Linked DNA regions of Homo sapiens: regions 1, 2, 3, 5 and 6 are each linked to region 4. Evidence: chromatin loops called from intact Hi-C (ENCODE). Cell type or tissue: PC-9. All regions are shown on one strand. Links, peaks and the distances in the headings refer to the core of each region. The heading gives the core; the rest is flanking DNA. Region 1 has its middle 26 kb from the start of LINC01714. Region 2 overlaps ERRFI1-DT (ERRFI1 divergent transcript). Region 3 has its middle 3.8 kb from the start of SLC45A1. Region 4 holds the start of LINC03154 (long intergenic non-protein coding RNA 3154). Region 5 has its middle 6.8 kb from the start of LINC01714. Region 6 overlaps ERRFI1 (ERBB receptor feedback inhibitor 1).

Evidence for each region. Hi-C counts contacts between places; a loop is a spot of excess contacts. Peaks named below come from ENCODE experiments on the same cell type or tissue, not always from the same donor. Only the 100,000 strongest peaks of a DNase experiment are listed, where the experiment ranks them.
Region 1: a loop joins it to region 4, with 5 times the contacts of the local background. A loop is called at or near these places in 6 of 110 quality-filtered maps.
Region 2: a loop joins it to region 4, with 6 times the contacts of the local background. A loop is called at or near these places in 3 of 110 quality-filtered maps.
Region 3: it touches region 4 in a loop (10-fold over the local background); 13 of 110 quality-filtered maps call a loop at or near these places.
Region 5: it touches region 4 in a loop (8-fold over the local background); 7 of 110 quality-filtered maps call a loop at or near these places.
Region 6: a loop joins it to region 4, with 5 times the contacts of the local background. A loop is called at or near these places in 7 of 110 quality-filtered maps.

The regions. Positions count from the first base shown.
Region 1 is chr1:8,180,409-8,185,499 of GRCh38, forward strand. No RefSeq gene overlaps it. Among named protein-coding and RNA genes, the nearest start is that of LINC01714, 26 kb to the right of the region's middle. In PC-9, for the core only: no CTCF peak of the experiment used is centred there; DNase peaks (open chromatin) are centred at 2,093 and 4,083; H3K4me3 peaks cover 835 bases; H3K27ac peaks cover 4,000 bases.
Region 2 is chr1:8,094,439-8,099,529 of GRCh38, forward strand. All of the region lies in intron 2 of ERRFI1-DT (ERRFI1 divergent transcript), which reads left to right. Among named protein-coding and RNA genes, the nearest start is that of ERRFI1-DT, 70 kb to the left of the region's middle. RefSeq lists enhancers at 31-1,230, 2,243-3,442, 2,808-2,857. In PC-9, for the core only: no CTCF peak of the experiment used is centred there; DNase peaks (open chromatin) are centred at 2,323 and 3,133; H3K4me3 peaks cover 1,696 bases; H3K27ac peaks cover 4,000 bases.
Region 3 is chr1:8,311,791-8,316,881 of GRCh38, forward strand. No RefSeq gene overlaps it. Among named protein-coding and RNA genes, the nearest start is that of SLC45A1, 3.8 kb to the right of the region's middle. RefSeq lists silencers at 2,585-2,634, 2,675-2,724. In PC-9, for the core only: a CTCF peak has its summit at 2,685 (motif pointing left); a DNase peak (open chromatin) is centred at 2,621; H3K27ac peaks cover 644 bases.
Region 4 is chr1:8,256,635-8,261,725 of GRCh38, forward strand. LINC03154 (long intergenic non-protein coding RNA 3154) reads left to right here and starts at 2,737. Exons shown (of 2, transcript XR_007065454.1): 1 at 2,737-3,359. RefSeq lists a silencer at 3,055-3,349. In PC-9, for the core only: no CTCF peak of the experiment used is centred there; DNase peaks (open chromatin) are centred at 1,187, 2,517 and 3,187; H3K4me3 peaks cover 2,081 bases; H3K27ac peaks cover 3,794 bases.
Region 5 is chr1:8,199,320-8,204,410 of GRCh38, forward strand. No RefSeq gene overlaps it. Among named protein-coding and RNA genes, the nearest start is that of LINC01714, 6.8 kb to the right of the region's middle. In PC-9, for the core only: no CTCF peak of the experiment used is centred there; DNase peaks (open chromatin) are centred at 2,192 and 3,012; H3K4me3 peaks cover 2,503 bases; H3K27ac peaks cover 4,000 bases.
Region 6 is chr1:8,012,970-8,017,869 of GRCh38, forward strand. It overlaps ERRFI1 (ERBB receptor feedback inhibitor 1), which reads right to left. Exons shown (of 4, transcript NM_018948.4): 2 at 2,526-2,723; 3 at 2,339-2,415; 4 at 1-1,427. The coding sequence starts at 2,650. The coding sequence ends at 241. Among named protein-coding and RNA genes, the nearest start is that of ERRFI1, 11 kb to the right of the region's middle. In PC-9, for the core only: a CTCF peak has its summit at 2,242 (motif pointing right); a DNase peak (open chromatin) is centred at 2,162; H3K4me3 peaks cover 1,698 bases; H3K27ac peaks cover 3,856 bases.

The DNA of each region.
Region 1 (5,091 bases), core at 435-4,434, 76 kb before region 4:
AGAATGGGCCGGGCACAGTGGCTCATGATTATAATCCCAGGACTTTGGGAGGCCGAGACAGGCAGATCACGAGGTCAGGAGATCGAGACCATCCTGGCTAACATGGTGAAACCCCGTCTCTACTAAAAATACAAAAATTAGCCAGGCATGGTGGCGGGCATGTGTAATCCTAGCTACTCGGAAGGCTGAGGCAGGAGAATCACTGGAACACGGGAGGCGGAGGTTGCAGTGAGCCGAGATTGTGCCACGGCACTCCAGCCTGGGCGACAGAGCGAAACTCCATCTCAAAAAAAAAAAAAAAGAAGAATGGATATTCTCTAATGATTGCTTTTAGAGTTTTACATATGTTCATTACATCAAAGTAGTTAATCAAATTTTTCAAATATATTTATTTATTCTTTTTTTTTTTTTTTGAGATGGAGTCTTGCTCTTGTCATCCAGGCTGGAGTGCAATGGCATGATCTAAGCCTTCTGAGTAGCCAGGATTACAGGTGCCTGCCACTATACTCGGCTAATTTTTTTGTATTTTTAGTAGAGATGGGGTTTCACCTTATTGGCCAGGCTGGTCTTGAACTCCTGACCTCTGGTGATCCACCCGCCTCAGCCTCCCGAAGTGCTGGGATTACAGGCATGAGCCACTGTGCCCGGCCTATTTATTGATTCTTTTTTGCTGCTTGACCTACTGATTATTGAGAAAAAAAATTGGTGGATTTGTCCATTTCTATTACTTTTTTTTTTTTTTTTTAAGACAGATTCTCACTCTGTTGCCCAGGCTGGAGTGCAGTGGCACGATCTCGGCTCACCGCAGCCTCCACCTCCTGGTGAGGTGAAAGTTTGCCAGCTGGAACCTTCCAGCAATTCTCCTGCCTCAGCCTCCCAGGTAGCTGGGATTACAGGCATGCACCACCACACTTGGCTAATTTTTGCATTTTTAGTAGAGGTGGGGTTTCACCATGTTGGCCAGGCTGGTCTCGAACTCCTGACCTCAGGTGATCTGCCAGCCTCAGCCTCCCAAAGTGCTAGTATTACAGGTGTGAGCCACCGTGCCCGACCTCTATTACTTTTTTATGTATATGGTGTGAGACATTTTTATTAGGTGCATATACATTTAGAATTATTATGTCTTCTTGGTGACACGAAAATTTCATTTTCATATAGGAACCTTTTCTGTCTTAGAGTCCTTGTGTGTGTGTCATACTGATGTAGTTATGCCAGTTCTCTTTTGTTTAATATATTTTTGGTGTCTTTTCCCCACCTTTTGCTTTCAACTTTTCCATGTCCTTTTGCTTTAGATGGCTCCCTAACAGGGTTTATCCAAGGATGATAATGTCTGCTTTTTAACTCAATGAGTTTGACCCATTTATATTTTGGGGGACGATGAATACTGTGATACGTAAGTTTCCAACATCTCACTGTAGGGGATACTGGAAAGTATGAGCGTCAAGATCATGTATCTTTTCCAGGAATCAAAGCACGTAGTGTGGCAATTCAGATATGTTGGTTGCCTTGACTCTTCTTCAACAGAATTAACAGTTTTGGATCTTGAGAAAATGTTATTTTCTGGCTAAGTATAGGGGTAAAATGAAATCTTTGGGAAATTAGTGAATTCTCATGATTTCTCAAAGCTTTTCTTGGGTAACTCCAAGAGGCAGCCTGGTGGAGTGAAAGCATGGACTCCAGTGCCCCATTCTCTAGCTGCGTGATTTGGAGTAAATTCCTTATCTCAGTGACTCTGTGTCTCCATCTTGAAATTGAGAATAATCACACCGGCCTGAGATTTTTTTACCATGTGAATGGAAGCACGTGGCACATAGCAGGGACTGAATGAATGTGCCCATGTCCGCTCTCCCTCCTCTTTCTAGGGCTGCGGCCTTGGTGATGTCAAGAACATTTTGTAAATATTACAAGTAAGATAAGGCATTGTGACTATTACTCGTTAAAATCACTTTGTTTCCTGACTTAGGTGATTCACTGCAACCCAGAGAAAGTTTTGTGTTGTGTTCTGGCTGGCGAAACTTCTGCAAACAACGAATGCTTCTTTTCATCAGCCTATTCTGCGTTGGTTGGTAGGATGTCAGTCTATAACCACATCAATTTCAGGTAATAACAAGTGTGTGAGCTTTCTGAAGCTTTTTGTTTACTTATTTGTTTTAGGGTTGTTCAAGTGTGACTCATGTAGTAGCACTGCATTCTTGAGAATTCACAGAGATCGAAACACAGATATGAAACAGGGCCAGAAAGAATAAGGCGTTCCCAATATATGAGAGTAAAAAAAAAGCACAAGAAAGCGAAAGCATTCAATGTCTGCATCCTGTATAGATGAGAAACTTAGCAGTATCCTCTTTTCTTTTTGGACCAATCATATGCTGATAAAACAGGGTCTCGCTGCTTTCCCCCCATTTTTAACATCTTCAAACATTCTGAGAGCCTACGGGAATAGAGGCAAACAGGTTTGATGTGACTGGTCATTTGGCCAAAGGTATTTTACTCTGCGCTCAGCATTTTGTTTCGTTCATGCTCTCTAGCAGTTTGGAATCTAAAAAGGAAAGATTAGATAGAGGAAGTGTGAAAATGCATACGCAATGTGGGAAACCAGGCCATGAACTTGAGTTTTTAAATGCATGGTATAAGGCCGGGCTCAGTGGCTCACGCCTGTAATCCCAGTACTTTGGGAGGCCGAGGTGGGCGGATCACCTGAGGTCAGGAGTTCGAGACCAGCCTGTCCAACATGGTGAAACCCCGTCTCTACTAAAAATACAAAAATTAGCCGGGCATGGTGGCAGGCGCCTGTAATCCCAGCTACTCGTGAGGCTGAGACAGGAGAATCGCTTGAACCTGGGAGGCAGAGGTTGCAGTGAGCCGAGATCGTGCCATTGCACTCCAGCTTGGGGGACAAGAGCAAGACTTCGTCTCAAATAAATAAATAAATAAGTGCATGGTATGGTTTGGCTAAGTTGGAAACCATGGGATAATCTGGAATGGTTTATTAGAGAGGCTAATGGTGGGGAGGTAGGTACCCAGAACCTTGGGCTAGAGATGACTGACCCTTTCTGGCTGTGTGATCTTGGGCAAACTGCTTCACTTCTCTGTGCCTCAATGTCCTCCATCATGAAGAGAGAATATAGGGTGCCTTCATTGTAGGGTAGTTGTAAGGATGAAAGGAGTTGGTATATATAAAGTACCTATCTCAGTCTAGGGCTTCTCAGCCAGCATGCAGGGTATATGGGCTTCAAATGGATGAAAAAGGTGCTGATCCCAGGTACCTGGCTGTGAGCATCCTCATCTGCTTACCCCAGAGGAGTGTCTCCCCCAAAACATTGCATTTTCTTTTCTTTTCTTTTTTTTTTTTTTGAGACAGAGTTTCCCTCTTGTCTCCCAGGCTGGAGTGCAATGTACAATCTTGGCTCACTGCAACCTCCATCTCCCAGGTTCAAGTGATTCTCCTGCCTCAGCCTCCCAAGTAGCGGGGATTACAGGTGTCCACCACCATGCCTGGCTAATTTTTTGTATTTTTAGTAGAGATGGGGTTTTGCCATGTTGTCCAGGCTGGTCTCAAGCTCCTGACCTCAGGTGATCTACCTGCCTCAGCCTCCCAAAGTGCTAGGATTACAGGTGTGAGCCATCACGCCCAGCCAAACACTGCATTTTCTATGAAGGCCATGATATGACAGAGCTCGGAGGGCACTACCAGGCCCGATTCTCTGGGCCTGAGGGTGCGGCTGTCTCGGCAGTCGACTGTATTGATGTGGCAAGACAAGGTCCTTGTTAAGAGTTTGAATTTGGGCTTTAGACTTCAGAGGTTTTCGAGCTTTTACTGACTCTGTTGGCAGCACAAGTATTCAACACTGTGAGCACAACTAAGACCAAAAGCAACTGAAGTGATTTGTGCCTCTCCTAATATCAACAGTTAAAATACAATTTGAATTAAACATGTGAAAGATTCTTCTGTGTAAAATTTGTACTAGGGGCTAAGTTCCTACGCCCTTTGTCCATCTCTCAGCTAGAGTAAAAAGCTGCCACACCTTGAGATGGGTGATTTTGTGGAGTGGCTGACTTTGTGCTGCCCTGCCTGTCATATGACAAGTGGCTCTAGGGGTTTGGACTGAATGTGCTTGGTGGAATGAGTAAGCAGAATATTGGTCAGCACGGAAGGTGAGATGGGCACACCAGGGCTCCTGATGCTGATCTTTGTACTTTTGTGTATGTTTGACAATTTCCATAATTAAAAGTTTTTTTAAAATGTGCTTGGATAATTAAAAGACTCGTATATAAAATAAAGCATGATATCCAATCATGATTAACTCTATTATTTATATTCTTATGAAAATTTCTGGCCAGACATGGTGGCTCACAACTGAAATCCCAGCACTGTAGGAGGCTGAGACAGGAAGATCACTTGAGGCCAAGAGTTCGAGACCAGCCTGGGCAATATAGTGAGACCTTGCCTTAGTCCATTCTCACACTGCTAATAAAGAGATACCTGAGACTGGGTAATTTATAAAGGAAAGGGGTTTAATTGACTCACAGTTCAGCATGGCTGAGGAGGCCTCAGGAAACTTGCAATCATGGTGGAAGGGGAAGCAAACACGTCCTTCTTCACGTGGCAGCAGCAAGGAGAAGTGCCGAGCAAAGAGGGAAAAGCCCCTTATAAAACCATCAGCTCTCGTGAGAACTCACTCACTATCATGAGAACAGCAGCGTCAGGGTAACCACCCCCATCATTAAATTACCTCCAACTGGTCCCTTCCACAGCACTTGGGGATTATGGGAACTAGCATTCAAGATGAGATTTGGGTGGGGACACAGCCAAATCATATCAGACCTCATTTCTATAGCATAAAAATAGGAAATTCACCAGGGGCGGTAGTTCATGGCTGTAGTCCCAGCTACTCCAGAGGACGAGGCAGGAGGATCGCGTGAGCACAGGAGGTCAAGGCTGCAGTGAGCTATGATCACCCACTGCACATTAGCCTGAGCAACAGAGCAAGATCCAGTCTCAAAAAAAAAAAAAAAAAGCAATAAGTCATGAGTTAAGTTTCACGGGTAGCTAGTTAATACCAATTAAAAATAGCAGCATTGGACATTTACATA
Region 2 (5,091 bases), core at 756-4,755, 160 kb before region 4:
GTTGCGTATCTTGAACTCTTCAGGTATGTAACTGATAAATGGCAGCTAGGGTTTCTCAACGCCTCATCCACTCGGAGCCATCTAATCTCCGTCAACACGGTCAGATGTCTGGTTCCTGCTGCTTGGCCTTATTTCCACGGGCTGTCCATGTCAGCATGGAAGTGAGCACTCGTGCAGCTTTGGTGGAGAATAAAGGTCATGTACATACGTGCTCATTTCTAAATGAGCTGTAATTATATTTGCATCTCAGGACTCCATGACTCACCTCTGCCCTTATTAACTCCACCCAGTGATCTGCCTCTTGCATTCAAAGATGAAGTCACTCCATCCACTTCACTTTTCAAATCTTGGCAGAGCTTTCATGATGATTTTTTTCTTTGAAAGGAATCCAAAAGTTTGGATACCAAACTTTCAGAGCCATCAAGGGCTCCTAGGGAGACGCGTCCATCCCCAAATGTGAGGTGTGTTGTGTTGTGTGTTTCTTGCTGAGACATGGTGAGCTCCTCCACATCAGAGGGCAAAGTGCCCATGGGCAGCAAATGTGCTTGTCACGTTGAACTTTAACCAAAGATCAAAAAGCATGGCGGAGATTCGAGTTTCTTAATCTAAGTCGGTTTAAACTCCTGGTGAGAGGGGAGAAGCAAAACAAATATGAGCGTGACATCCTGCTTTTAGCGCTGAGAGCCGTGGTTCACAGGAAAAGGCTGTGAATCAGAAGGGGCCAAGAGCTCATCCTCTGGTCAGCACAAGCGATGTTTTCCACAAGGGAATGAGCCGAAGTGAAGAAGGCAGAAAAACACTGGAATCCCTTAAAATGCCTTGTTGTAAACACACGTCTCAAGTATTTGTTGAGTATTTACTATGGTGAGGAGATTGTCTTAAGTGCAAAGAAGACATAGTTTCTGCTCTTTTGGATTTACATTAGACAGTTACTAAGATAAATGGGAGGATCTGGAGATGAGGATTTTTCATTGTTTGTGGATGTGGGAAGCAGTCTTCACAGATGCAGTATTGGAGACCAGTATCCTTGGTAACAATGGTGAAATTATTTATTTTCTCTAAAAAATTGTGATTTTTAAAATACTTTAACTATCAGATACTAGAAACATAAAATAATGATTCCCAGTTGCTAAGATTCATATCGGCTAAACATTCACGAGGTTCCTATAACATGCCCTCACATACCTTACCTTATTCCGTGACCGCAACAACTTTGTGAGATCGTTTTATCACCCCCATTTTACAGATGAGGAAACTGAGTCTTGGAGAGGTCAAATAACCTCCCCAACCTCCTACTAGTAAGTGGCAGAACAGGGATCAAAACCCCAGGTCTTCTAGTCATAAATTCTCTGCCTTCCACTCTATCAAAGCTGCCCCATGAGGAAAAAACACCTAAAATTGACTCATCTCTATGCCTATGGAAAAAACCTACCTAACCCCTGAAGTCAAGGAAACTTAAAATTCTCCTGCCAGATAGACTTCAGCGCTGAAGGACTTTAGGTTTCAGAATCCCTTCTTATACACCACTCCCACTTTGGGGTCTAATGAGGCTACCACATGAAATCTATCAAGCAAATCTGAGATTTTCAGGGCAAATTGAAAAATCCATAATGTTTACATGGTCTAGATAAATTGTTATTGTTTATTTATATTCCAATTTCCTAAGAACTGATAGTAAAACTATCCTTACATGAACATGAAGAAAATTTCCAACACTCCAATATTATTTGTATCTACCTGTACTATCTCCAAGCTTTCCAGTTGAAAAATATAAAATCTGTGTTACTATTGGCCTCTGTCCCTTATTCCTGGACCTGGGCGTTAGCCTAGAGTCGCTCTGAAGTTAATGATTAAAATCTTTGAGTGGACATTCTCCACCGTTTCTTGGAAGCATTCTTGAGTTACCCGTTAGTTTCCAGTCTTAAACAGAGAAATACAGATACCACCTATTGGTAATGGTTTTTAGATCATGAATCTCCTTGTGGGATTACTTTGGAACATCTCCCCGCTCTTTATCGGCAGGCCGGATGGTGAAGGTCACTTCATCCTTTATCAGATTGTTATTCAACCACAATCCTTCTTTCAAGGATTCAGAAATACACAGGTTTCTACTAAAAGAAACGTCCATATCTTTAACCAATGCCTGTTTCTAGCACATTTCTCTAAGCGTAATTCTTTTTATCATCCAGATTCTTATGATTCATTCAAAAGAAATTTAGAGCCAAATCTGGCTTTTAAGCAAATATTTCTAACAAACTGACCTATTTTAGTATCACTCACCATAAGGTTATTTCAGGATGGTGAATGACAATATGCCAATGAACAGCAGAGGCTACCTTTTTTGATTCCTAAACAACCAGATTTTGTGAGACTACGTTTTTCTTCAGTGATTCATAATCAGTTTTGCAATTTGAAAGCAGTTTATGAGTCATTCAGTTTATGAATTTGTTGTCACTTCCTTAGAAAAGGGCTCCCTTTCCTTATAGCTTTTCAAGTTTAATTCAGTCGCCTGAAAGCTTTCATTTAACCTCAGTTTTTTCTGCTCCATGAAGAAAAACGATGTTATATATCCATTTTACTGTTACTATCAGGTAAGAAGGCCTAGGGACTAGTGACATCAATTCCACGAGCCATCAGTGTCCTGGGCTTTTAATTCACAGAAGAATGGATAGTTGTAATGAAAAAAAAATCTTATAAAAATACCAGTCCTGTTTTCTAAGTTTTAAATACAGATTCTCTGTTTTTAGTTATCTTGTTTCTGCTTCCCAATGCAATAAACTCTAGCCACCTGCAGGACTGCTGGATATTCTGATCTCTCCCTAGGATGAAAGAGCCACTTTAACTGGAAATCTTTACAACAAAACACCCTCAACTATTCAAGGAAGAAATTCGGTAGACTTCCATGCACGAGGCCTTTGAGAAGAGAAAATAGGCCCTCGTTCAGGCCCAGACAGATCATTGACAGCGTTTTTGGATTCCTTTTTTGATCAGGAAATTAGATCAACATCCTTATAGGGAAAGGTTCATTTGGGGCACAGGTGGGGCTCTTTAGTTAAAGTGTCTACTTCTCAGTCCATATTAGGCAACAGGAACTGCCTGAAAGGCACTTATTTTTCATTCTGTGTCATTCAACCATAAATGACTCAGTTCTGATATTATTTACCAAGCTCCTGTTGAACTCATAGGAGAGGCAGCTGTGCAGCACTCGTAATGCTAATCTTAATATAGTCTCAGCAGGGTATGCAGTCAGTGAGAAGTAAGACGGGTCATTTTTCCTTAAGATCATATTAATTAACTAGCTGACTCATCTCCCAGGAACTGGATTGAGTCCTCAAAATGCTTCATTTCTAAAATCATGGAGGCTTAATCTAAGTAATTTTACTGTCATCTGGTAAAGCTTATTAAAGCTTAAGGGTTTTTTTTAAAAGGCACACTTGAAAACTTAGAGGATTAGAGAAACTAAGGTAATTTTAGTAGCAGCAATGAGTATTTCATTTTTAACATTTAAACATTAATCTGGCATTCTGAAAGGCCTGAGATCTTATTGCTTCTTAAAATAGGCTTTGTTTTTTAGAGCAGTTTTAGGTTCACAGCAAAATTGAATGGAGAGTTCCCATATACTCCCTGCCCACGCAGGCACAGACTCCCCACTGCCAGTGTGCTGTACCGTAGTGATAAATTTGCTGCAATTGATTAACTCGCATTGGCACATCAGTATCACCCGAAGTCCACAGTTTACATTAGAGTTCACTCTTGGTGTTGTACATTCTATGGATTTTGACAAATGGATAAAAACACTTATCTACCATTATAGTATCATACAGAATAGTTTCACCGTCTTAAAAATCCTCTGTGCTTACCCACTCAGATCTTATTTTTAGTTTCAAAGTTAATGATCTAAATATGAGAACTGAAATCTGCAAATTTAAAAAAGCACAAGAACCCAAGTGTTTAACTTAAAATCAATGGTTCTTAAAAATCATTAATATAATGTAAAAATACTAAATATTAAATTTCAACATTAATCTTGAGATTTAATTAATTCAAAACATATGTCTGAAATGTACCTTTGCAGTAGCCATGAAAAAAATGTGTTACCTAAGTAAATAGTTTAAGTGTCTGAGAAACTTTTGGCCAAGGGACTGCAGTCACTATTGCTAATTCCCTGCTATCTGGAACTTAGCTACAATTAAGCAAATAAACAACAACAACAAAGGACAGAAAAATCTCTGAAAAATCCCCCCAAATTAGGAAAATAAGCAACACAGTTCTTTTCTTTTCTTTTTTTTTTTTTTTTTTTTGAGATGGAGTCTCTCTCTGTCACCCAGGCCGGAGTGCAGTGGCATGGTCTTGGCTCACTGAAACCTCCACCTCCTGGGTTGAAGCAATTCTCCTGCCTCGGCCTCCAGAGTAGCTGGGATTACAGGCATGTGCCACCATGCCTGGCTAATTTTTTTGGTATTTTTAGTACAGACAGGGTTTCACCATATTGGCCAGGCTGGTCTCGAACTCCTGACCTTGTGATCCACCAGCCTCAGCCTCCTAAAGTGCTAGGATTACAGGCATGAGCCACTGCACCCGGCCCAGCAACACATTTCTAAATAATTCATGAGTCAAAGAAGAAATTACAATGGAAATTAGAAAATATTTGAACTGAATGAAAATGAAAACACAATTTATCTAAATTTGTGACATGCAGCTAAAGTGGTGCTTAGAGGAAAGTTTATAGCAGCATTAAATACATATATTGGAAAAAAAGAAAGGTCTAAAATTAATGATCTAATCTCCTACCTTAAGAGACTAAAAAAAGAAGAGCAAATTAAACCAAATATAAGCATAAATAAAGATAAGAGTGAAAACTAATGAAAGAGAAGATGATAAAACAATAGAGAAAAATCAGTAAAATCAATAGCTAGTACTTTGAAAAGATTAATAAAAGTTATACCCCCTAGCCAGACTGATCAAGAAAAAAAAAAAGAGGAAAAACACAAATTACCAAAATCAGGAATGAAAGGCCATCACCATAGATCCTACAGACATAAACAGATTATAAGGGGATATTTTGAATAAATTGATGCCAATAAATTTCAA
Region 3 (5,091 bases), core at 378-4,377, 55 kb after region 4:
CTCTTTCTGCTTCCTGGGATCACTTCCCCACTAAACTAACAGCTTTTGGGGGAATCCAAACTAAGACACATGCTGTAGAAAAAAGCCAGAAAGCAATGAACATAAAAGCCAGAATAGGGATGAGCTCTCGGCAGGGGTTGAGAGGAGAAAGGCTTAGCACTATGGATGGTGTGAAGAGGGCTTCTAGGGATATTCTATTCTATTTTATTCTAGGCCTGGCTGGTGGTTGCACGTGTGTGATAAATCATTGAGTGTTCGTTTTGTTTTGTGCACTTTTCTGCATCATATTTCATAATATAAAAGTTTAATAATCCATGATGTTAAGATCAAAGATTAAAATAATTTGAAATGTTCATGCTTTTATTAGTTGCATAATGAGTAGTTAAGTGTTTAGAAAGTTCTGGTTAGTCGATTCAGAATTTTAATAAATTGAACAAACAGATAAAACACAAAAGCCACTCGAACTTTAAAGATCCCGGCCACATATTGTCTGGCAGTTGCTTCTTTCCAGACCCAAGCAGATGTTGGCTGGGACTTCTCTATGGATGTTGGGTGTTGACTGTTCTCACAGGTGAACTGTAAATAGAAGCAGAGGGGGGGCTCTCAGGCATGGGGCAGCAGGCTGAGCCTCAGAGGACCTTGGGCTTCTCTAGTGGCTGCCTCTGCCTGGTTCCTGGAGCTGTCCCGATAAGGTTGCCAAGTGGAGCAAATCAGAATACAGAATGCCAAATGTTGCCTGGAACATGCTGAGCATAAAAATTACTCTCTGTTTATCTGAAATTCAAATTTAACTGGGTATTTGTATTTTATTTGGCAACTGTGTGACCCAATGAGGCTTTACCCAGCCCACGAACAGGGAGGCTGCAGCTGCCTGGGTGCCAACCATGCCTGGATTCTACCACCTTAGTTCTAGAACCTCGGCGGCCCAACACCCTTTGGCTCCAGCATTGCCCAACGTCTAGACCCTGGGTTCATGCTCTGGCTCAGCTCAGAGGGCAACCATGACCCTGTAGGTTCTAATTCCCCCTTGCCCCAGTTCTTCCAGAAGACCTAAAGTCCAGGGTTTGCTTCCACAAGTACGTTATGAGAAGGACATACGTTTGGAAATCAGAATTCATTTTCCTGCAGAAATGGTTCAATGGAGTTTCACCGGCATGCCCAGGGCAGCCCAGGACAATCTGTTTTATCCCACAGTGTGCCCGTGTGTGCCCGGGTAAATCGCGCAACTTCAACCGATCCTACTCCACGTACAGTAAATAAGCATGTGGGTGTCAGTGCTCGGCCTCTGCCAGGTGTTGCAGGAGGTGCCAAAAAAGAATTGGATGGCCCTGTCCTCTGGAGTTTGCAATGTGTTGTCATTACAGGACTGTAATTTTGTGACTTTCTTCATATGGACACAAAATGTCTGGATTCTAACTCAGAGTTTCAGGGTGGCTGCTGGGCTCCCATCAGGAGGAGGCGTGGCAATAGGAATAGCGTGTGTGTGTGTGTGTGCACATATCTGAGAGTATGAGAGTGTGTGTGTGTGCACATGTGTGCATGTATGTGCACATATCTGAGAGCATGTGTGCACATATGTGTGCATGCTTGTGTGTGTGTATGAGTCTAGATCATGTCAGAGCCACAGAGGCTATCTGAAGAGAGGGAAGCAATATTGACTGCAGGTCGCTAATAATTCATTAACTCCAGATAACATAAGAGAATGCACTTCGTGTTTTTTTGTTTTTTTTTTTTCACAAGATCTCTTGCCCAGGCTGGAGTGCAGTGGCACAGTCTCAGCTCACTGCAGCTTCGACTTCCCCGGCTCAGGTGATCTTCCCACCTCAGCCCCCTAAGTAGCTGGAACTACCTACAGGTGCACGCCACCACGCCTGGCTAATTCTTTGTATTTTTAGCAGAGAAAGGCTTTCACTGTGTTGCCCAGGCTGGTCTTGAACTCCTAGGCTTGAGCCATCTGTCTGACTCAGTCTCCCCAAGTGCTGGGATTCCAGGTGTGAGCCACCATGCCCGGCCGAGAATGCACCTTTCTCTATGTTTGCACAGCACACACTTTGTACACACAGGTACACACGCACACCCATGTCTGTCACTGCTCAGATCTGAATTGGGAGCCACAAGCTGTCCACGTTGTAAGTCAGGGAATGGGATGGGCAGGGGTGGTAGAGACAATGGGACGGCACAGTCCCTTGAGGAGGCTGAGGACTGAGAACATGACCAAGGGGATTCGGATGCCATCTCTGAATCCCACCTCCCGCCCGCACCAGAGGACGGTAGATGCTGTATAAATAATCGCTGCACGAATGGAGGAATGACCACAAGGCCTGGGAGGCTCTCCCGCTCCAACCTTGCCTGTGTCATGACCCCACTCCATCCAAGTCTCAGGCTTCTGGATAGAAAAGAAATGGTGGAGATAATGCCCATTCCTGAAGCTATGATGACTACATGAGGTTAAAATACGGAAACACCTTAACACAGTGACTAGCACGAGATCTGTTATCACAAATAACGTTATTCATAAAAATTCACTTGGCTTCATGCTTTGCAGAAAAAGTGTGTTCACAAAGTAGAAAGAAAAATCCAGCCTTAGAACCAAGAATCTTTACAAGGTCAGGAAAAGCTTCTCCCTTTCCCCACCTCCTGCTCCGAGGTTTTCCTGCTGCCTCCCGGGAAAGGTGGGACTCTTCCACCACCTTGTGGACACCCAGGGATGGCAGGTGAGCAGGCTTCCACCGCCTCACACCAGCTCTCCTCTGCACTGTTGGAGCCTATTATTCTGGGTCCGACTGGGTCTCTCTAGGCTCACACTGTGCATGTCCTGTCTCCATCCTCTGTTCCTTTCTGGGCTGGGGCAGTGGATGGGGCTCCTGTGTCCTCCTGGCTGCCTGCCGGTCCCCGTGTACGTGGCAGGGCTGCAGCAGTCCCCTGTTTTCCTTAGATCCTGGCGTGGAGTTGGTGTGGCTCCTGCTTCCCTGGGGCCCTGGCTGGCCCCGTAGACCCCTCCAGGTCTCTCTGCCAAAGTCCCCCCACCCAGCCACCTGGCCCAACTGTCCTTCCCACAGTGAGGCTGAGGGTCCCCCCACCCCACGTCATGTCCCAGCCCCACGGGGCCATTGCAGCTTCAGCTCTGCATCCAGGCACTGAATGGGAGCCACAAGAGCCTCACAGGGCAAATTAGAGCCCCCACTGTTCTGATCCCCCAGCCGGGCTGCGGCCGCTGTGTTGGTGTACGGGGGCTCTGCCCAGAGCAAACTCTGCCACGACAGGGCTGAGGCGCAGGGAGAAAGGAGCTGGGATGCACCCCAAGCACCTTCCTCCCCCTCACTCTCCCTCCTCCCTCTGCCATCCTTCCCCCACACCCAGGACCGGAAGGGCGAGCGTCTCTTGTCTTTCCTGCATGTTCTGTCAGCCCCTTCCACTCTGGCCCCCAGTCTAGACCTATTGTCGAGACAGGAGAAATCTTGTCTGCCCCCAGGGAGAAACACTGCTCTCTGCCCTGAACTTGGAGGGGCTAAAAAGCAAAAGCTCTAGCCTTAGAAGGTTCTCACTTTGGAAGTTTAAAAAAGGTCAAAGGAATTTTCAAAATCCCTTTCTTTCTCAACAATGCTTAGATTTCAAACCTCTTCTCTTGTTGCAAAATCCCGTTGTGAACATCAGAACCTCGAGATGATCTTTAAGTTTTCTCAGCATTCCCCATCTTCTCTCCCCTCTGCAAGCAGCTAAAAGTTACAGAAGCAGTTGAAGCCAGCAACTCCCCACCCCCATCTCCTCCTCTCCTGGGGACAGGGGCCCCATCTCTCAGCCCTGTTGTGGGTTGGGTGTGGCCGGTGTGGCTGTGTGGCAGGGTCCTAGCCAATGGGATTCGAGTGGAACGTGGGCCTCCTGCACACCTGGCCCCGTGGGCAGGCACCACCTGGGCTCCTCCCTCAGTGCACCAGGGCAGAGCAAGATGGAGGCAACCGGGATCCCTGAATGGCTTCACAGAGGTCCCCACCCATCAGGCACACTTCTGCCAACCTCATGTGGAAGTAAGCTTCTATTGCATTAAGTCCCTGAGGTGCTGAAGCTCATCAGTTGATGGCAGGCCACTTGCATGCAAAATAGAAAAGGACATCGGTATTTTTTTCAAGCTGTTACCCTGTTATAGAGATAAAAGAAGCCAGAACCAGCCCCCTCCAGTGGCTCCTTCTCTTCAGCCTGGGCAGGATCTGTTGAAATTCCCATGGTGTCCTCTGGGGCCCTCTGCCCTGCGCCTCTCCCTGGCAGTGCGAGGTCCACAGTTCACCTGCAATTAGCTCCCATGTGCAGGGGACTCATAAAGGAGCATCTTTGAGCTCCAGACCCAAGTGTCTGGTGGCCTAGAGGCTGCGAAGGCCCTCAAGCTCAGCATATCCCAAAGCAAACCTATGGCATTCACTCCAGCACACACCTGCTTTGGCCTCCATGAATCCACTCTCTTCCCTCATCGCTCAAGCTAGAAACTTCTTAGCACCACCCTCGCTGTTCCTGTACCCCCCCACCTTCAGTCAATCATGGAGTCCTAAGTCCCCGGCCAGTCCATCACCTCTCTCCCTCTACCAACACCCCCAACTCTCCCACCTGTGCCACCCGGTACGCCCATGTGGTCCCCTGGTTCCCTCCAATCTGTTTTCACTCTGAGCTTTATGATCTTTGCTAACTGTGAATAGGATTCATGCCATCCACTCCCCTACATAAAACCTTTCTAGGCTTCTCTTTGCTCTTAGAAACTGGCAACTGCCTAAGAGGCCACACCTGGGCCTGTCCCACCTCCCCAGCCCTCACCTCCTTCCCAGGCCTCTGCATCCCTGTCCCCCTCCACTTCCTTTGCAGTGTGCCTCCAGGCCCTCTCCCCTCCGGAGCTCTGCCAGTGCAGAGCTCTCTGAGCCCTCTGTGTGGGACATGCTGTTCTCTCTACTTGGCCTGGTAGGGCTCCTTGAGGAGCCCTCGACCCTCCCAATGGGGTGGAATCCGCCGCGGTAAACTTCCACAGGGCCCCGTGCCCCCACTCTGCAGCGCTTCCCTGGGGTTATTATTCCACTACCAGCTGCATAATTATTTCATCCGTAATTATTG
Region 4 (5,091 bases), core at 523-4,522:
GTAGGGTCAGGCATGGAAACGACGTTTCAGACAAAAGAGAAGGCATCAGCTAATTGGCCAGCAATTCTTTATTTTGTCTCATAGATACTGTGGGTACAGTTGTGCATAGACAGCCACCTGAGGCCTAGACTGATGCCCATGGGCTTCTCTGCTCCTCGCTCTGACATTTTCTTTTTTTTGGTTTTTTGAGACGGAGTCTTGCTCTGTCAACTAGGCTGGAGTGCAGTGGCAAGATCTTGGCTCACTGCAACCTCTGCCTCCCGGGTTCAAGCGATTCTTCTGCCTCAGCCTCCCTAGTAGCTGCAAGCACCACCATGCCCAGCTAATTTTTCTATTTTTAGTAGATACGGGGTTTCACCATGTTGGTCAGGTTGGTCTCAAACTCCTGACCTCATGATCCGCCCGCCTTGGCCTCCCAAAGTGCTGGGATTTCAGGTGTGAGCCACCGCATCAGGCTCTGACTTTTTCTTAGATCAGTGCACCACCCATCACCCTGGTGGTCTCCTGAATTGGCTTATTCATTCATCCATTCATTAACTCCACAAATATTCATTGAGCACCCTGTGATGTGTGAGGTTTACTCTGAGGGGCTGGGGCGGTAGCAGTGAACAAGACACCCGACCCCTGCCCCTTAGGGACAGGAGAGATGGACGATAAACAAGTGTGCAAATAAATCAGCTAGTCTCAGATGTCTATAAATCCTTAGAGGTAAATTAAAGAGGGAAAAGGGCAGACAGTCATGTGGCTGGACTTCCGCAACCATCATGAAGCTGGCTGAAGGGCTAGGTCCTGCAGGCCCTTGTAGGCCAGGTAGGATCTTTACCTTATCCTCAGTGTGAAGGGAAGTGACAGGTGGTTTTCAGCCAGAAGGTGATTCCGTCAGGTTTGTGGTTGGGAAAAGTCCCTCTGGCTTCGTTGTGGACAATGGAATGGGGGCAGAAGAGTGGATTCCAGAGATCATGGGGGTGCTATTTCAGTGGCCCAGGTAGGAGGTGATGACGTCCTGAGAAAGGGTGGAGGCAGGGACCACAGAGTGACAGGGATGGGCGAATCCAAGGTCTTCAGGAAGAACAGTTCACAAGACCTGGCAAAGGATGGGGCAGGAGAGGAGGGAGAGGGTGGAGCCCAGGAGGTAGCCTGGGTCCTGGCTAGCTGGAGAGGGTGCCATTGAATGAAAAATGACTCATGGAAGGGCCCGACTGTGGGGGAAGACCCTGCGATTGGTCTTGGTGAGTTAGTGCCTGGAGGCATCTGTGGAAATAGAAAGCTGGTGAAGGCAGAGGAGAATCAGGAAATGCAGACGGGGCAAGTGTGCGGGTTTGAGATATTTCGGGGTGAACAGCATTGGACACTGGGGATGAGGGAGAGGAAAGTGACAAGGATGGACTCAGGTTTCCAGCTTGTGCCACCTAGAAAGAGGGTCTGCTGTTTTGTGGCATGTATTTTCCCTGGTTTGTCATTTGCCTTTTTTTTTTTCTTGAGATGGAGTCTCGCTCTGTCGCCCAGGCTGGAGTGCGGTGGCGCAATCTCGGCTCACTGCAAGCTCCGCCTCCCAGGTTCACGCCATTCTCCTGTCTCAGCCTCCCGAGTAGCTGGGACTACAGGCGCTGGCCACCACACCCGGCTAACTTTTTGTATTTTTAGTAGAGACGGGGTTTCACCATGTTAGCCAGGATGGTCTCCATCTCCTGACCTCATGATCTGCCCACCTCGGCCTCCCAAAGTGCTGGGATTACAAGCGTGAGCCACCGCGCCCAGCCTGTCATTTGCCTTTTACTTTTGTTTTGGGTGGGGTTAATTTGGCTCACGGTAAAAGAACAGTTTTCCTGCATGTTTTATTAACACTAAAATGAAACGCATTTAGGGTCACAGAGATTTGGGGCCATACTAAACCAAAATTTTAAAAATAAAGTCCTTGGCTGGGCGTGGTGGCTCACACCTGTAATCCCAGCACTTTGGGAGGCCAAGGTGAGTGGATTGCTGGAGCCCAGGAGTTTGAGACCAGCCTGGGCAACATGGCGAAACCCCATCTCTACTAAAAATACAAAAAATTAGCCAGGCGTGGTGGTGGTACCCTCCTGTAGTCCCAGCTACTCAGGAGGCTGAGGTGGGAAGATCCCTGGAGCCCGGGAGGCGGAGGTTGCAGGGAGCCAAGATCAGCCACTTCACTCCAGCCTGGGCGGTAGAGGAGATCCTGTCTCAAAAAATAAAATAAAATAAATAATTTCCTCCGTATCCTCAGAAACAATTCAAAGCCATGTGTAAACCCAAAACTGAGTTCATCACTTCTAAGATCAGAAGAATTTGTGTTTGTTTATGATGAACTCACACACCATAATCTTCCAAAATCATTGAATTCCAGGTGTGACTAAAGCAAAGTTTCAGATTGCAAGTTGACACTGTTACCTGAAAGCTGCACACAACTGCTGAATCACTTTTTAAACAAGCATGAAAACAACAATTTCTCTTGTTCCCAGTACAGCTTTGAGCCACAAAAATTAATTACATCACCTAGGAAATTAGCCCTGCGTTTTGCATCCAAAGGTCAATGTTCAGACTGAGAAATGGTTTAGTGCTTCCAAACACAGGGCTCAGCACATAAATATTTATCATGCAGAGGACAGGAACTCATTGTACATGGCTTGTTTACCTTATCAGCCAGTTACCTGGGGCAAAGAGTCCACTGTCTGCTTCCTGTCCTAATTTCCCTTGCCCAAGACCTTGGGCAATTGTTTATTTGACAGAGTGTTCTGTCCCATTCCCTTTCTTCTGGGAATAAGGGCACAGGATACTAAACAAATAGATCACCTGGTCTGGGAACACCTGATTTCTGGAGAGGCTGAGACTTCTAGGTGTTTGCTAGAAAGATCCAAATACAGGAAAGAGAAAACAGCTGCTGCGTTCACAAGAAAACGGAGGATGCATTTCTCCCCATGACTTCGGCTTGTTTGGGTTCGCATTTCAAGTGCTCTGACTGGGCTTTATGGAATGTCCTGTCAAGCTTTTGATTGTGAAAATAAAGTTACAGAGACACAGGGGAACAATAATCACAGACGCGATTTGTAGCACAGACACGGCCTTTCATTTCATTCCTCTTTTCTGTGTTTACAAATTGCGACTGTTAGAGAAACGTTGGCCAAGCTGGCTCTTTAACCTGGCCACATATTTATTTTGGCCACTCTTAGCTTTTATTTCGCAAGGTCTCATACTCACCAGCTCAGGTGCTTGTTACATAAGAAAGCTCTGCCGGCGGAGTGCCAAAAATTCAGCTCAGCATTTTCTGCCTCCCTGCAGTGGTCCCAAGGAATGGATACCTCTGCAACCATCTGCAACCTGGACCTTTGCAACAGGAATCTCAGGTTAGGTGACACTGGCCAACATGCAGGGAAACTATGTCAACAAGCTAGTTTTCCTTTCCTTCCTTCCTCCTTCCCTTCTTCCCTCTCTCCCTCTCCTCACCTCCTTTCCTTTCTTTCATTTTTGATACAGTAGGGTGTCTCACTATGTTGCCCAGGCTGGTCTCAAACCACTGGCCTCCAGTGATCCTCCTGCCTCAGCCTCCCGAAGCTCTGAGATTACAGGTGTGAGCCTCCAGGCCTGGCCCCAAACTAGTTTTCAAGGGTTGGTTATCACATCCCTTGTATCTTGGTTCTCACCAGTCAATCATTACGTACTTTGCATGGATTTATTAGAATAGATTTTAAATCTCTTGTTTTAGCCTCTTCTACTTGTAGAGCTACCAATCCTAGAAGTTTACTAGCAACTCTGCATTGTTACATTTTAATTTGCATTTTGTTTTGCATATATTTAATTTGCATTTAGTTTTGCATTTAGTTTGATTGTTCATTTGCGTCTCTCCTTTCTGAACTGCCTGCTGTTCTTTGCTCACTTTTTCTATTTTATTATTATTAAGACTAGTCACGTGTAGTAGTGAGAAGGAGGGAAAGAGTCTATTGGAGTTTTAATATCATGTATACAGTGGATATTAAGAATATCAACACTTCCTTTTTTTTTTTTTTGAAACAGAGTTTTGCTCTTGTTGCCCAAGCTGGAGTGCAACGGCGCGATCTCGGCTCACTGCAACCTCCGTCTCCCAGGTTCAAGCGATTCTCCTGCCTCAGCCTCCCGAGTAGCTGGGATTATAGGTGCCCATCACCATGCCCAGCTAATTTTTTGTATTTTTAGTAGAGACAGGGTTTCACCATGTTGGCCAGACTGGTCTTGAACTCCTGACCTCAAGTGATCCGCCCACCTCGGCCTCCTAAAGTGCTGGGATTACAGGCATGAGCTCCTGACCTCAGGCGATCCGCCCACCTTGGCCTCCCAAAGTGCTGGGATTACAGGCGTGAGCCACTGTGCCCGGCAACACTTTGATCTTTGTTATATAAAATCTCCAAATATCCACTGGGCACCTCTCTAGTCCTAGGGCTGCACACGGGTTCTTTTATTTGTTCTAAATGTAATCCTTCCAAGCTTCATGAGATAATCCTTCCAATTAATTTTCCAAAATTTGGTAAACAAATTCACATTAATATTCAGTGATCCCATGAAGACAAGGTTTTGTTTTGTCTTGTCCATGGTTGAATTTCAGCACCCAGATGTGCGTGGACCAAGTAGGTGTTTGATAAATATTTATTTAATGAACAGAATATCCATACAGGAATTCAGAAATTAGTATTCTCCCCTGAGCCATCTGCTTTCTCTTTTTCTCTCTCTCTCTTTCTTTCCTTCCTTCCTTCCTTCCTTCCTTCCTTCCTTCCTTCCTTCCTTCTTCTTTGTTTTAGGACAGGGTCTTGTTGCTCTGTCATACAGGCTGAAGTGCAGTGGCATGATCTCAGTTCATTGTAGCCTTAACCTCCTGGGCTCAAGCAATCCTCCTACCTTAGCCTCCCGAGTAGCTGGGACCACAGGCACATGCCAGGATGCCAGGGTTTGTTTGTTTTTGTTTTTGTTTTTTGAGAGACAGGGTCTCACTATGTTGCCCAGGTTGGTCTTGAACTTTTAGTCTTGAGAGATCCTCCCTCCTCAGCCTCCCAAAATGTTGGGATTACAGGTGTAAGCCACTGTTCTGGGCTGCCATCCTTTCTTCCT
Region 5 (5,091 bases), core at 439-4,438, 57 kb before region 4:
AGTGCGGGCCGTGCCACGACTGGCATAGCCACACTCTGCCTGCCTGCATGTGTCCATGTCACGGAGGGAAAGGAGAGACCTTCTGGATTGATCCACAGGTTATCAGGGCAAGTTCGTCACCATCACAATCATCATGACAGCTCCCATGGATTAAACACTTCTCTGCACAAGGCTCAGTGCTGCACACTTTGCGTGATGATTTCTGTCCTTATTGTGGGATGTTCCCCCTTTGCAGGTGCGGAATCTCAGGCTCAAAGAGACTGAGGCCACACAGGTCATCAGTGGCCGAGCTGAGATTAAGCAAAGGGTCTGGCTGGGCACGGTGGCTCACGCCTGTAATCTCAGTACTTTGGGAGGCTGAGGCGGGTGGATCACCTGAGGTCAGGAGTTCGAGACCAGCCTGACCAACATGGTGAAACTCCCCCTCTACTAAAAATACAAAATTAGCTGGGTGTGGGTGGCACATGCCTGAAATCCCAGCTACTTGGGAGGTTGAGGCAGGAGAATCGATTGAACCCAGGAGGCGGAGGTTGCAGTGAGCCAAGATCGTGCCATTGCACTCCAGCCTGGGCAACAAGAGTGAAACTTGGTCTCAAAAAAACAACAACAAAAAAAAGCAAAGGGTCTGAGAAAGTGGAGGGCAGAGCCTGTGGGAGAGGAAGTGATCTTGGCCTTCCCCAGACTGGAAGTTAGAAGAGACAATGGAGAAGCAGCAATATGTTGAGCTGAATGGAGCAGGCTCAGGGCCCATGCTGAACGAGGGCTCCATTGCTGGGTCCTGTGCATAGTTTTCTGGGGAAGACAGTGGGCAGCAGCCTCGGAAGCCAAGCAGAAGACCACCCATAATAGGAGCTGGGGGATTTTGCTAGGCGGAAAATGGAAGGTGAATAAAAAGATTGGCCAACACCAGCAGCTTGAGTCTATGATGGTGGGAGGGCCGGGCCCTGCGTCTCCCCGGAGCCTTCCGTGACTTGGGAATGGAGAGGGTGTCTGGAGGGGTCCCCGGCAGGAGCTTGGTGAACATGCAGCTGGGACAGGTTGGAAAGGGCTCTGTGGTGGAGAGAGGGTCGGGTACCCAGGATGGCCTTCCACATGGTAAGTCAGCATCCCTTGTTGATTTAGGAGGGAGTTCAGGCCCTCAGTAAACTAAGAGCGGTGACGACCCAGGGAAGGAGGGCCAAGGTCAGAACCTTTGGATGTGTGCCTGCGGGGAGTGGGGAGGAGAAAGGGCCCTGGAGCAAAGGGGCCAGAGGAGCGGGAAGGTGAGCATGACCCTGCTGCGCCCAGAGGCCCCAGGAGGTAGGGGTTTGCAGAGTCAGGCAACAGGGGTTCCTGGAGGACAGGCCAGGCCACCCTGGTGATCGGGAGCCCGTGGGGGACTCCAGTTCTTTCAGTTGCCTGATGTCAAGGAATGAAGGACAGGGAGGAGGATGTCACATAGGCACTAGCTAACATTTAAAATGCAGGAAGCACAAAATGTGTCAACCAAACTGGTTTTTTCTTTCTGAGCTGTGAGGAACCGAGGCTGACCTGCCTCGGCCCAATATTACAGAGGACGGAGTGTCGGGGGTGATGGGCCTGGCTGTCCCCCGGGGTCAGGAGTGCTGACTTCATGGGATGTCGCTCGATCCCCTGGAACCAGCCTGCCTGGAAGTTATGCTCAGGGTAAACTTTTTTTTTTTTTCCTGAGTTGGGGTCTCAGTATGTTGCCCCAAATGGAGTGCAGTGGCACCATCTCTGCTCACTGCAACCTCCACCTCCCAGGCTCAAGCGATCCTCCCATCTCAGCCTCCCGAGTAGCTTGGACCACAGGTGCGCACCACCTGACCCGGCTCATTTTTTGCATCTTTAGTAGAGATAGGAGTTTTGCCATGTTACCCAGGCTGGTCTTGAACTCCTGAGCTCAAGCAATCCTCCTACCTCAGTCTCCTAAAGTGTTGAGACTACAGGTATGAGCCACTGTGCCCGGCCCAGGGTAATCTTGATTGTCACCGGGACCCAAAGGTGGAATAATAACATGGACTTCCGAGAGTCTTGACAGGCTTCGCTAATTTGAATGGAATGCAGTCACTGGATGAGGGTACAGAGAATCCCTGAGCAGAATCCTGGGTGTTTGTTTCTTTCCTGTGGTCCTGCCCTGCCCAGGCCTCTGAGAAATGCAGAGCCTTTCCTCTCCCCATCCCTCCCTCTCCCTCAGAGGTGATTTTGAAAGGTCTCAGCTTCTTATGCATACCCCTTGGGGTCAGGAGGTAAGAAGCTTTTTTATTTTAGGCCTCTGGCGGAAGATTAATGGGACTGCCCCTGGCGAGGTGGCAGAGGGCAGGTCTGGCTGAGAGCTTGTGTTCAGGGGTTTGGGGAGGGGACACCGGGAAAGGAACGAGGGCCCCACTGCACATAGCACCCTTGCTGGGAAGGGTGAGGGCTGCAGACACTTGTAAGCCTGCTTGACTTTGAGGGGGACGTCTGGGTCTTCTGGGGCCAAGTCCTTGGAGAACTCTGGAGAGGCTCTGGGACCCCCAGGGCCCACGACGACGCAGTGCTCAGCTGAGAGGCCAGGGAAAGGGAGGTGGCTGCTGTACCCTAGAAACGAGACCCCTTCCTCTGTTCCAGTCTCTCGGATGAAGAGTTGGAGGGACAAAGCTACCTTATAGTGGCTGACATTGCCTCCCACCTTGTCCTGCAGGACACCAAAGCCAGATGACCTTTGATTTAGAAGCATAATGCGACAATTCTTGCACCTGAGTGCCGTGGGACCCATTCACTCCTTCCTGGCCCCAAGCAGCTGACGCAGGAGGCCTAAGTTTTAATTGATATAGACTTGAAATATTCAAAGAGCTAAGCTATCAAATCCATCTTGTTCTCTGCATTTTTCTTATAACACAGAGTATGCCCCAGTGTTGAATAACCATGCCGGGGACAGCAGGAAAGGGACTCACGGGTTGTGAATTTACATGTGACGTCAGAAAGGCTCTGTAGACAGGAGGCGGGATGTGCGCCTGGCCAGCACCCCCCACCCCGCCTCCATGCGCAGTGATTACAGGCTGGATGGCACGTAGTGAGCCAGGCGAGGTCACCTTTGCACAAGCGGAGTGACTTTTCCCCCAATCTCATACCAGTCTGGCAGCATGTATGAAAAGAACGGTGAGAGAAGCTGTTTTATGCATTTCTAAAGGAAGCAGAGAAGTAAGAGCTTGGTATTTTTCAAATGGAACTCAAAGGTCTTTGCAGCCTGGGCTCGGCACTGGGCTGAGAGCCGTCAGAGGAGCTGCTGCAGGGGTGGCTGCCATTCCTCAACCCGATTCTATCGTTATTATTTACATTCTATGTCTTCTCTTTCAAGATTATTTTTTTGACATTTGCCTTCTGGCAGAGCTGGGACCAATGAGTGGGAGGTGGATTTTGGCGGAACACAGGAGGAATTCTCTTAGTCAGAGCCATCCAAAAATGGAAAGACCTGACTCAGAAGACAGCGTGTCCCCTGCCTGCATAAGGTCCTGGTGAGGTCCTGTCAAGGGTGCTCTGCCCTGTGCTTTGACAGGTGTGTGCGGAGATGAAAGGTAAATAGCCATTCTTGAGCGTGTCCTCTGTGCCAGACACTGTTTTAGGTACTTTTACGTGAACTAACACATTTAACCTACAAACAACCCTATGAGACAGGAACTATTATTGCCTATTATTACCCTCGTCTTACAGATGAGGAAACTGAGGCACAAAGAAGTTTAGTAACCCGCCCAGGTCACAGGGCTGGTATTCTAGGGAGGCAGGACTCAGCCCCAGGTGGCCTAGTGGCCTTGCTCCTACCTTGACCACCAGTGAAGTTGATCCTCTCATCAGCTGACCGGGCACAGTGACCAGCTGTTCTGTGCTAAAAGGAGTTTAGAAGGCAGCTGACTCAGCCCAAAATGTGGGGTTAGAAGTCAAGAAGGCTTTTAGACAGGGAACATCAGTCAACGAGTAACAGAGGCTAGGCTTGAACTCTCTGAAAGGAAGCCTGGGGGTGCCTGGCACACATCCCGTCCCGCCGCAGGCGCAGGTGGAACCAGGGAGTTTGGGGCCCGCCACTCCTGGGCTCAGCATGCAGTTAGCTCCGCACCCCCTTGCACCCCAGGTCTACGAGTTGGCTTTTTGCTTAGTTCATTCAAGTGAGTCTCCGACTTCTCCTCCAGTTTCAGGAATCTGTCCCAGATTTCTCCCTGGGCTGAGTTCTTGCCTTGGTCACCTGCCCAGGACTGCAGTTTCTCTGATACCACCTCAGGGGAGGGGCAGGACCTAGACCCTCAGAATCTGGCCTTGAAGCCTGGATACATCTGGGGAGCTGCTCACGCTTCTCAGCTGCATTTGCCTTGGTTGAGGATGGGAAGAAGATGCCTCCTTCCAAAGATTGCCGTGAAGATGGCGATGCGATAATGTGAAATCGCTGTGCGCGCGGCTGGACTCTATCAATCATGGTTGTCTTCCCACCTTTGCCACAGACTGAAGGTCCCTTCCTGAGCTCAGCCTGTTGGCATTCAGTCCCTGGGGCTGAACCTGGGCGAGCCAGGTGCCTCCTGCAAAAAGAGACAGTTCAACAAAGTGCAAGGAGGAAAGCTCTTCTGTACCACCATGCCCTGTGGAGGGTACCGTGTGCAAGGACTATCAGAGAGGTTCAGGACTGCCCTTCGGTTGAGCTCAGTGACTCTTTGTTCTTTGTTTTGTTTTGTTTAGTTTTTTGAGACAGGGTCTCACTCTTGCCCAGGCTACAGTGCAGTGGTGTGATCTCGGCTCACTGCAACCTCTGCCTCCCAGGTTCAAGCCATTCTCCTGTCTCAGTCTCCTGAGTAGCTGGGATTACAGGCATGCGCTACAACACTTGGCTAATTTTTGTATTTTTAGTAGAGACGGGGTTTCGCCATATTGACCAGGCTGGTCTCGAACTCCTGACCTCAGGTGATCCGCCCACCTCGGCCTCCCAAAGTGCTGGGATTACAGGCATGAGCCACCAGGCCTGGCCTCAGCGACTCTTTGAACCAGCGTCTGAGTCAGGAAACAAGGGTACCACTAGGCTCCAGGACCTGCTCTGTCTGTAAAATGAGAAGCAACTAGAATATCCCT
Region 6 (4,900 bases), core at 1-4,000, 240 kb before region 4:
CCCCTCCCCACCATCACATCTTTAAATTATAGACTTGTAAGACTTTTTTCCAACACTAACAAAGTCAGGGTTTCTCAGCATAACAGCATCTCACAACTGCTCTAAACCTTCCACATGAAGACAGAGAGTTCAACTATTTTATTTTGCAATCTAAGGGATTTTTCTCTGCACTTCAATCAAACTGGAAAATTGAGAACCATTTGCTCCTATGTAACCTCTGCTGAACCATGACCCCAAGGTCTAAGGAGAAACCACATAGGATAAATGTTTACGCTTCACGTGGCCACCCAGATCCATTTTTGTTTTTGAGTCTGGCTTTTCTGTGGCTGAAGATATACCGCAGTCAGCAGGTAATGGCTGGATTTGGGCGCCTCCATTTGTTTCTTCTGCTTCCCTAAAAAATTTTTCATATTTGTCCAGGTATGGTGGTCGTTCAGGTAGTAGGTAATAATGTGTTGAACTAACCTTCTTCCCATTTTCAATAATGGGCAGAATGCAAGGAACCTTACTGGCAGATCCTTCGCTGTTCTGTCTTTGCAGTGCTTTGCTGCTGACATACTTGGGATCAGGGGCAAAGCTCTGTGTCGGGGGCATGACCCCATTGAGGTAAGACGGAAGGCTTTTGGGACTCGGTGTGCGCGAGTTACTCGGTGACAAAGGTTCTCTTGGCGGTACTTTGGGAGGCCTGTCTTCATCACTATAGGTGCTCGAAGTAACTTCTGCTGACCATCTTCTATAATCTGGCTTTACTGGTCTAGGAGGTATGGGAACTCTGGGGGGAACCTCAGGTTTGTCTTCATCGGAGTTAGGAGAAGCTCTGTGTATACAACAGTTGGATATCCTTATGGCTGGCTTGTTAAAGGAGCCAGCTGGTCCCGAATGAGACCTTCTTAATCTTCGGTGGGTCTGAGGTGGAGGAGGATTTGGATCTGGGACACCTCCATTTTGGTCAGACACATAGCTGAGATCTGCTGCAGAAACAGCTGGGGTATCAAAATATGCATAGTTGATTTGTCCACACCCACGGAAGCTTCGCCTGCCAGGAACATCATATTTGAAATCAGAAAGTGTAGAGTCTTCTAAAAGGAAGTCTGTATCTGAGCTAGTTAGGAATTCCACCTCACAGTCTGTGTCATCCAGAGAGAGGGCTTCAGAGATTGGCAACGGTGGAAGAGGCCTAGAACCCCGTTCACAAAGAGGGGCACAGGGGAAAAGGGAAGGGGAGTTTTTTATGGGTGTCAGTGGAGGGGTGGAAGCACAAACCCCATTCACTGTGAGTTTCTTAAAACCACATACAACTTGATCCTCTTCATGTGGTCCCAAGTTTTCACTTGGGGGAATAAGAAGAGGGGGCAAGCTGGACTTTTGAGATGGACCATTTTCTGCAAAGCAGTGGCCATTCATCGGAGCAGATTTGGAAGCATGCCCTGGAATGAACGAGAGATATTAATAAAAGATCAACAATCCTCTCTCCACCTGTGTGAGGGAGAGAGCACCCCAGCTACCTATGCTTCCACAGCTTTCTTCCTGAGTGAAACACTTGACTGCTGTCACCCCGAGAACACCCATGCAACCACCACAGGTGTAATTAGAGAGCAGAAGATTCTTAACGCACATGGTGTGGTTCAAAGAACAAACTATCTCCTCTATCTCCCTTGGACATGTGCACAGCGCACACCCACACATCACAGGCAAGTTTTGTGACGTGTGTAAAATTCGCGGAAGATGAATAGCATATAATTTACATGAATACCATACTGTACCAGCCTTGCCATTTAAGACATGCGACCATACTAGGCACGTAGGGTACCAATGAGATAAGACAAAGTCCTTATTGCTGGCACATCATAATATTGTGAGTGAATGGACTTGCCTGCAATGTGTTCAGTTCACACACAGCTCTTGACAAAGATCCAAGGAACAGAATATTCACATTAAAAATACTATTTTTTAAGTTTTGAGGAACATTTATACTATTTTCATCTATTACTGTCAAACATGCATTCGATACTAGTAAGAAAGGTGGGAAATCTCGCCTAAGGTTTCATGAAGTAAAGTATGCATCAGAGCTGGAATGAGAACTAATTCTTGATTTTAGAAGATCCCACGTCCATGAACAGTCCTACTTAGCAATCAGTGACTCAGAATGAAGGCAGTCGAGTACAATAGCTTGAGAAAAACACAGTTATCTTCTGAATCTGTTGCCACTAGGGGTCAGGCTGTTGTTGGAAATAGTTCAGGTTTCCTCATTTAAAAAATAATGCTGGAGGACAAGCTAACCCGAATCCAGACTGTTCTTCTCAAATGCTTACTGTGATCAGATTTTCAGAATACATACCAAGTGGTATTAGGCGCTCCTGAGCAGAAGAGTTCAGACTGTAGGCCATGGTTATCGGGTCAATATTTAAAAAGTTGCTGAAAGGAGAGGAAGCTACTTTGGTCATAAGCGAAGAGCAATCACAGCCTCTCCCATTTTAGTGTCACATATTTATCCAGATTACAGCAGCATTACATCCTCTACTTACTTTTTAAACTCACTGCGACTGCTCCAGTAGGTCTTCCTCATATTCCCCATGGCTCGGCCATTATGTAGAAATCCAGTTTTTAATGGGACTCTGATCTCCTGAGCAGCAACTCCTGCTATTGACATTGTGCCTTATTCTGGGACATCTCCAAACCTGTGAGGCCCAGGCACTTTAAAATCAACCAGTAGCTTTCATTCCCTGGGAGGTAGAAGAGATGAGAGAATAAAGAAAACAATTCAGAAATACCTCCATTAGGACAGTCTAAATTACAGCAAAGCTAACAGAGGATTTGGGGGATGCTGAATAGAAAAAATTAGTTGTAGACTTTCACTTAATTCTCACAGCTCGTGAGGGTACTTATATGTAAACACTAAAAATGATTTTTTGTGTAAATGCTAATCCAAAAGACATGAAATGTTTTAGTGAAATGAGAAATAATCTATTGCCAGCAAAAGCAGACCTCCTACTGCACAGCCTGAGAGTTGCACAACAAATCACACTCACTTGGCAATGCACACAGACCCTCCCCTGACTTATTAAACCAGCCTTCTAAGTTACGGCTGCACTGGGCATGAAGCACCAGTGGATCCTGCTTATTTTTCCCAAGCTAAAAAAGTAATTTCAGAAGCCACTGTATTTTATGCTGTAGAACTAATACTCACTAAAACACAATGCTGAAACTAAGCAAGAGTTTCTACAGTATTGGCACCTGACTACCCCAGGGTCTAGCATTTATCTGGATTTTGTATTTCAGGGTTGGCCATGGGGAGACAAATTCTCCAGTTACTACTTGTTCAAGGAACAAACAGTAATATATGAAGATACTAATTTCCATTATCCTGTAAAAATCAAGTTCTGCAAGATTACTGGCTTCAGTAAAAGCCTGGGACAGCTTCCTCCCTCCCTTTTAAAGACAAGTTAAAGGTACATTCTTTACATCCTCCTTTGTGAAACACCCAGTAACTCATATCTTGCTTAGCTGCAAGGCATGGATAACAAAATAAGTACATTTTTCTTAAATTAGTAGTTCCTCAACTTCAGGACCGCCAATCCCCTTTGTCAGATGTTACAGGTCTGGAGTCCCTATAGCCCCCTTTTCACTTTCCTTTTTTATTATTCGTTATGTGTTAGTCAGCATCAATCTCTGCTGTCTTCAGATAGCCAAGTTTATTTATAAGTTTAGGTTTTTTTCCTTAGGCACCAGGATATTATTTGTCAACTATTGTGTAACACTGACCCCTTTTGGGGGCACGTACATATACACTCTTTAACACGATCTCATTCTCTCACTAAATATTAGTAAGGGATCAGTGCAAATAATATCTGCACAGCTGAGTGCTGGGCACTGTGCAAAGGCTGGGCACTGTGCAAATGTGACACATTTGCTGTGGGGGAGAGGTACACAGGTTTTTTTTTTTGTTTTTTTTTTTGCTCAGCAACTTCAAATCTATTATTTACAAATCTGTCACCTCCTACTAGACTAAGCTCAGGACAGAGGCTGTGTCTCAATCACCTTTTAACAATCAGTACCTGGAACATTAGTAGGTGCTCAGTAAGTGAATGTTTGCTGAATGAATGATTGTATAATACCATCTAATTATCATAATCAGTATCAACTCAATATACACATTGTGTAAGGCACAGGGTTTTTTTTTTTAAAGCTAAAAACTTTTAAAAAATACTCTGCAAGTGTTTATTATTATTTTCCCATTAGAAAGGAACACAGTGATAAGTAATGTTCTACAGGTTCAAGATTTCAGTAACAAAGTAGAGAAGGGAGATCCAATGACTGGTTCTCTGCATTTTACCCTTCCACAGTCAGCTGTTCTACCAGGCAGAGATTTTATGATAGGGTTAAAATATTATTTCAGATAGTCAAGCATTATTTTTCTTTAAATCAATCTCTCAAATATATGATAAAGAAAACATTGTCATTTAAGAATTCTAATTGAGAGGTCTTTTGAGGATTGGTTTTTCAGATTACTTCAATGAAGCAAATGTGTTATCTACCATCAAGCTATAAAAAATTTAGAAACCAATTTAAAAATACTGCTAGCCTCTCCCTCTGTGTACTTAGCCCAGTGGTTTATCAAGCTTTTTCTAAGCATTCTACAAGCACTGGCAAGACTATGAGGAAAGTATCTGTGGTAATATAAAAATGAAAGGCAAGATAGGAAGAATATGGTATTTAAGTAGTTTGAAAGCACACGTTTGAAGATCGCTCATCCAGATTACAGGAAAATGCTGCAGGGGATTCTGCAGGCCCAACCCCCACCTGTCTGCAAGCCAACAAGTACTACTAGTAATTACTGTGTGTCAGCCTCCTAATGCCATCTAAATCTTAGCTTTCAACAGAATGATTGTGTAACTATCGC